2 separate regions of the Mus musculus genome follow, and region 1 is linked to region 2. A link is a contact called in ENCODE Hi-C or POLR2A ChIA-PET data. All regions are on one chromosome and are shown on one strand. Each heading gives the region's core, a stretch centred on a gene start or an enhancer-like site at or near the end of the contact. The rest is flanking DNA. Distances are from core to core; before and after follow the strand shown.

Region 1 (3,148 bases), core at 557-3,056, 44 kb before region 2:
CTTCGCTCTCTGCCTGGCGTCTTCGCAAGTCACTTTGAAAAAAAAAAAAAAATTTATGCGATTAGACTGACTTCCCTGTTTCCTTCAGTGAGTGGGCGGGCTCTTTCCCAGTTCCCAGACAGAGCCCCTTCATTCAGTTCTGCTAGGCTTTTTTTTTTTTCTTCTTCTTTAATAAAGCTCAAAAGTTTGTTACCATCATTGAGACAAAAGAAAATAAAGGAGAGGAAGGGGAAGGGAGGGAAGGGGAAAGAAAGGGTGGGAAAACAAGTGGGAGAAGAGACGTGCTCCACAGGGGATCAGACCTCTACACCGCTCTGGACCTCCTGAGAAGCGCTAAGCTCCAAAGAGAAGCTGTGGAGTGGAGCGGAGGTGTGTGAATGTGTGTGTGTGATATAAAGGTGCATGCGTGCCTACGAATGTGCGTGGGGTGTTCTTGCGTGTGCGCGGGATAGGGTGTCCAGGAGACTGCCGCAGAGGTTCCTTTTGTGGAAGGCGGTGACCTGCTCAGTAGCGACCGTGGCGCCTCCCACTTCGCTCCATTAGGACACCAAGGCTCATCTTTTCCCTGCAGCAATTTCCATCGTCCTCTGTGGTTGCCCGCCCAGCCCCGAGCTGGTCTTCAGGTGCCAGGAGCAGCGTGCTGGGCGGCGGCTTTCGAGTCTCGGGAGCCCGGAGCTGGCGAGGGCGAGCTCAGTGGCGGTGCTGTTCGGGTTGAAGGGGGAGCGAGGGAAGCAGCAGAGCAGGAAAGGGCGTGCTGTCCTTTGCGGCCGGCTGGAGGAGCAGCCGGGTAGGCAGCATTGTTACCTGCAGCGGCCCCGCCCCTCCGCACCGCCCTGCCCCCTCACCGTCCCCGGCCTGCAGTCCTGCGGAGAGACGGCGGCGCCGGGACAGCGGGCGGAGGCTGCGCGGGCGCCGGGAGCGGGGGCGCGGTGAGTGCGGGACGACGGGAGCTAGGGCCCGGGCTGCCAGGCTGGGTTCGGGATGCTGGGCTGAGCAGCGGCGCGGGGAGGATGCGGTGAAGCGCGAGCTCTGTTCCGGATTCCGGGGACCTGATCCTGGAGCGCAGGCCCTGTGCCCCGAGGCGCATATGCGCCCGACTGGCTCGGCATCGGACCCTGAGCTCGGTGTAGCGCTGTCCGCGGGTGGGACCTCGGAGGTTTGATTAGCTTTCGTGGCACTTATGCGGGTCGCGCAGGTCACAGAAGTCCCTTTTAGCGAGGACTCGCTCCTGCTATAGTGATGTGGGGGTAGACTTCCAATGACTGCACACCTCCCTGGAAGTTCACCTCCGAAGTGGCGTCGGCGCTTGTGGAGTGGCGGGTTGGCAGTCACCCATGGTCCCCGAGCGTGACGGTTCCCCAGCCCCAGAGACTCCTTTTTGCGTTTCTGTCGCGGGTTCATTCCCCCTCTCTCGGTGCAAAACCGCAGTGCGGCCGAGAGCCCTTCTCCCAGGAGCCCACGCTGGGGACTACACGGTATCGCCGCAGCGGTGGTCCAAGCGGCTGGCGGCCACTGTTCCGTGAACCACGAGCTCCATAGAGAGCTGGGACCCCGGTTTGGGCGGGGAAGCTTGGACAGGACGAGCCACCCCCGGTCGGATAGGCACAGAAGAAGCCCCAGGGGTTTCGCGGCTGGCCTCCATGGCCTCTGAGATGGTCCGAGACTGGAGAGTGCGGGGCACTCATGGAAGCTGAGAGTCCATCCTTTCCCGGGAGGGTTGTCCCTACTGTCCCTGCTAGGGATCCTGCGTGGCGCGTGTGGGCGTCTCTTCGCCGCGGACGCGCGCCTTCCCGGCCCAGATAAGGCGGCCTCTGAGCTAGTGCGGGGACCGCCCATTCGAAGCTCGTCTGCTGTCCCGGGATCCTGGGCTGCGCAGCTGCGGGACGCTGGTAGCCTCGGGGGGCTTGGGCTAAGCGCCTCGGGAGCCGGCGGAGCCAAGGGCCTTTTGGTGAGTGGATTCGCCAAAGCGAGGGGCTAGAGACCGAAAGAGGTAGTGGGCAAGACTTGGGACTTCGTCCATCCTGACTGGAAAGAAATCTTTCTGGGTGCTCCCTCCCTCCCCTGTTCCGGGCGAGTTTCATAAAGACCTGGAGCTAGTGTTTAAAGAAATTCTACTTTGAGTTGGACACCCTGCGAGCACCCTCTTTAGTCCCCGTTGTCTTCCTGGAGCTTCTGTCTCTCCGAGAGCATCCTTCGGCTCTCCTGGGCCTATTCTTCCTGGTTTGGGAACTAGGGGAGAAGAGACTGGAAATGTGCTATCAGAAACAGGCAGCTGTGAATGTTTGTTTATGTGACGTGACAGATTAAACCTGCCGTCGTGGGTACTCTAGGCCGGCTGAAGGGCCAGGTAAGACTGCTGCTCGCAAACTGACTGTATTTCTTGATCAAGAAAGGGTTTGAAAAGACAGGTCGAGGTGGAGAGATGTTCCTTAAGGAGTGAGTAGAGAGAAGAGAATAGTATTAACGAAAGGCGGGAACTTCCCCCAGCCCTCTCTCTCTTTTCCCAACTAAGAATACTGTGTATGTAGCTTAGCCTCTTCCTCAGTTCCTCAGGTGGACGGGCTGCACTCCCAGCTCAGGCTCATCTGTGACACATGTCAAGAGGCAAGAGGAAAGCCATCTGGCTCTGTGTCACTTTTTATTACTGTTGAACAGAGCGTGCAGACCCTCCTTTGAGAAAGCTCTGGTTAGAGCTAGGGGCCACACAGCTCTTCCAGGAACCCTTAGGAATGGTCTTATTCTAACCCTGTGTGCTGGCTGATCATACGCTGAAGGTTAAGTTCTTGATCATAGCATCCCTCACTGAAATTGGAGTTAAAAGATGCTGAGCTGAGCAGCAGAGCAGCATCCCCAGCGGGAGGGACAGTAACCCCACCTCTGATGACCGGTGGTGGTTATCACTCAGCAGACTTGAAGATGGGTTCTGTCATCAGAAAGCCTATTGGTGACAGCTCTGCATTTAACGGCCTCCTCGCTGTAGGGGAGACGTTAAATACAAGCCTGCCTGTGTTTGTCTTAGGGAGATTGATGGGATAGTTGAAGGTTCCCAGACAGAATCGGGGCTGATTCCATTGTCTCTGCTGCCAACTGCCAACTGTGAGAGGCAGGGGACCATGTCATGTGTCGGGGTGTTTGCATCACCTGCATT
Region 2 (3,207 bases), core at 530-3,029:
GCTGCCCTTAGAGCAGCTCCACAGAACATGACAGTCTGAAAGCAGGATTGTTTGTCACTGGTACCAGGTCAGAGCCCAGATATGGCACCCCCATTGGGGCAGTAGGGGATGAGTGAGTCAGGCTGGCTCCAGCTATGCCCACAGGATGGAAACGTTTTGAGAGACCTCTATGTGGCAGGCAGAGGGGCCAGCAGACTCCATAACTGCCCCATGACCGACACCCTATCTGGCTGAGACCTTGGGCAGGTCACTGACCTGAAATACATTTAATTTTTGCTTCCTCCTCCAGTGGAGAATTCAAGGCAGAGTATGACACCTGACGGTACCTAATAGCCAGGTCGTGCTGCATTTATCAGATCTATAAAAGATGTTTGCTTCTAAAGCCCATGATCTCATCCTACAGGTCAAAGTCTTCAGGAGATTTCCTCCTATCCAGGTCTCCCGGAGTCCCTCTCTCCGGGGCAATGTTTGCCCAACATTTATAAGGTGCCCTCTATATAGCAGTGAGCACTGTGTTCGTGCCAGGAAAGACCAAAGGGACGCAGTGTGTCCAGAGCTCAAGTTCAAGTCAGCAAGTTCATTAGGATCATGAGGAACAAGGAGGCCTCATGTCTGGGGCCATGCACGTCATCCCAGTGTCACCTGCTTTCTCATGGCTCTGCTCTTGTGTGCCCTCTGCCAACAATGAACCTGTGTGCCCTGCTGTAAGCAAGTCAAGACAGAGGGAGAGAGACATTAGGGCCACTGGCACAGAGGAAGGCCATACTGGGCAAGGAATCATGAGATTCCCCTTTCATTTTATACTGGTTAGGCCTGTGCCATGTGCATGTCTTCTTTAGACAGGTTTTCTTATTGTCCAGTGAAGGTCCAGCTCAGGGACCACCAAGCTCCTCCTAGGCATGGTTCTTGGCTGCTAATGGGCAGCTCTTGTAAGAGTGTCAGGGATGTTGAGTGCTTCCTCTTTACTTCTGCATGTTTCATGTCACCATGGCAACTTTCACCTAAGGTGCCAAGATCGCTCCCCTCTCCCAGCCTTTGAGCTGACCTTCTCTGTAGAGAACACTGGAGCCAAATGCATCTAGAATTTCAAATCCCAGCTTCACTGTTTACTAACGGGGTTATCATCTAAGTGTGTAAAATAAGAAAGGCCACACTCACCTCTTGAGCAATTAATAAACTCGGAAACGTTCTGGAGCACAAAAGCTACTGAGCTGGTGATGACCTGGCTTTTCGGAAATTCTGTCCTCTTGACGATTTACTGAGTGAGTGCTTGTGACTGGCCGGGGTTCAGCACCCTGATGAGGACACCCTGAAGAAAAGCTTTGGGAGCTAAATGGCTTCTGCTACTCTGTCACAAACAAGAAACACTCCCAAGATAAAAGATGGCTTGGCACCTACTTCCAGAGAATTTCCAGAAAGATCTAAGAGCAAATGTGTGCATAGCAAAGCACGACTTCTTGTGTGTGGCTACCCACGCATGATGCATGCTTCCAGTGACCAGTCTTTAAAGTTCAGAGGCCACATCAGAGAGATTTTACTTTCCTCCTGTGGCCTCAGTGGGGGGTAGGGGGGTGGGGAGTCTATGCCTCAAGCCTGTGTCACATCTGCCCCCCCCCCCCGCCCCGTCCATATAGACTCCTCCCACCAGTAAGTCCCATGGTGCTCAGCAAATTGCTTCAGCCACTGGCTAGCGCTTGAGTATAGCTGGTCCTGGGTTAGCTGATCAGAGGAGTCCCCTGCTGATCAGCTGGATTCCTGCCAGCTTGGGGTGGGGCTGAGTTACTAAGCCAGTCTCCTATTTCCTTTTAAGCTCCAGCAGTCTCCAGGTTGGGAATATGGCTAGTCCCTTGTCTCTGTCACTTAAAGTACAGTAGGGAGAAGGGAGCTCTTTTCAAAGGAGCTTTGATCTTGAAAGATATGTGTCTTTGACCACATGGCGTTCTTTCCAAGAACAAACTGGGAATGTTACTTTGTTATAGATTTAACTTGAAGACAAACAGCCCTTGGGGGAAGAAAACTGCTGACTTGTTTCCTTTCCATTCTGCTAGTTGCTAAATCGACCTTCTCCAGAGATTTCTTCCAGACAATTACATCTCCCGCTAGCCGCAAATAGAACTACTGACACGTCTGTCTCGTCCATGTCAGTAAAGGACTTAGAAAGGTTACACACTCCAGCCTGTGCTAGCTGGCGTTCCCAAGTACAGCAGCCTGGAGCCCAGTCAGCTGGTGCAGATTTTCTTGGAAGCTGACTTCTCTGCCCCTGACGTGGATAAGGTCAAAACTGGTATAAGGGGTAGCTGGGGAGATGGCTCATTGGGTAAATTGCTTGCCGTGCAAGCATGAAGACCAGAGTTCAGAGCCTCAGCACCCATATACAGAGCCAAATGAGGTGAGGCCGGTCTGTGATCTCAGTCCTGGAGTTGGATCCCTGAGCTGTTCTGGCTAGTCAGTGTAGCCAGATGGTGAGCTCTGGATTCAGTGAGAGATCCTGTCCCCCAAAATAAGATGGGCAGGCTAGAGGGTGATATAGACTTCTGATCTCCATATGCATGTACTCAAGAACCTGCAGTACACATACACACACACACACCCTGTGCTGGTCTGTGGTGTTAGAAGCTAGCTACTCTTTGGAGGGTAAGTAGTCATGTTAAAGGGACAGATGGAAAGGGGCTGCTGTGATCTGGGAATGTTCTGTGCTGGTTCAATGGGCATTTACAGAGTCTGAAAATGTATTATTTTGATATGTGCAATTTCATATATATAGTGATTTAATAACAACAACAACAACACAATAACATATGATTCATGAAGGACCTGTGGGGTACTAGGAAGAGGAATCCATTTGGAAACCTGCTTCTCTAAGGACCCATTGTTCTACCTCATCTGCTAGGCAAGGATGGTCGTAAACTCTGGCCAGGGCCCACGCTGATACCCGTGCAGTTCTCCTGTCAGCAGCTTTATGGACCTGCAGTCCCAGCAAACTGTTGACCTCAGCACGGTGTGCCCACACAGGGCAAGCGTTCTGGATTTGCTGCAGTGAGAGCCAGTGAATACCGTACAGGCTGTGGGAAAGATGGTCCCTTCCATCCCTTGGCTGCTTCAGTACCACAGTGACATCATATCCTCCAACCAAGATCCCTCCCACTGAAGCCTGGGTCCTGCTCTCACCTGTCCAGAGAGGGTGAGCTCACCTGAGTTTTGAGGCCG

What was found. A loop is a pair of places that touch in the nucleus more often than their neighbours do. ChIA-PET counts read pairs that join two places held with the same protein, here RNA polymerase II (POLR2A).
Region 1: a map of left cerebral cortex shows a loop between it and region 2 (1.9-fold over the local background). The contact joins the promoter of Fhdc1 here to the enhancer-like site in region 2. A Hi-C loop is called at or near these places in 1 of 37 maps with a recorded cell type or tissue (left cerebral cortex). POLR2A ChIA-PET finds 5 or more read pairs at or near these places in 2 of 5 experiments (Patski and embryonic stem cell).

Annotation. Positions count from the first base shown.
Region 1 is chr3:84,478,149-84,481,296 of GRCm38, reverse strand. Fhdc1 (FH2 domain containing 1) reads left to right here and starts at 1,806. Exons shown (of 12, transcript NM_001205355.1): 1 at 1,806-1,948.
Region 2 is chr3:84,434,388-84,437,594 of GRCm38, reverse strand. No RefSeq gene overlaps it. Among named protein-coding and RNA genes, the nearest start is that of Fhdc1, 44 kb to the left of the region's middle. Within about 2 kb of position 1,779, at least 1 of the 3 ENCODE cell types and tissues checked has a DNase peak (open chromatin) inside an H3K27ac peak, as active enhancers do.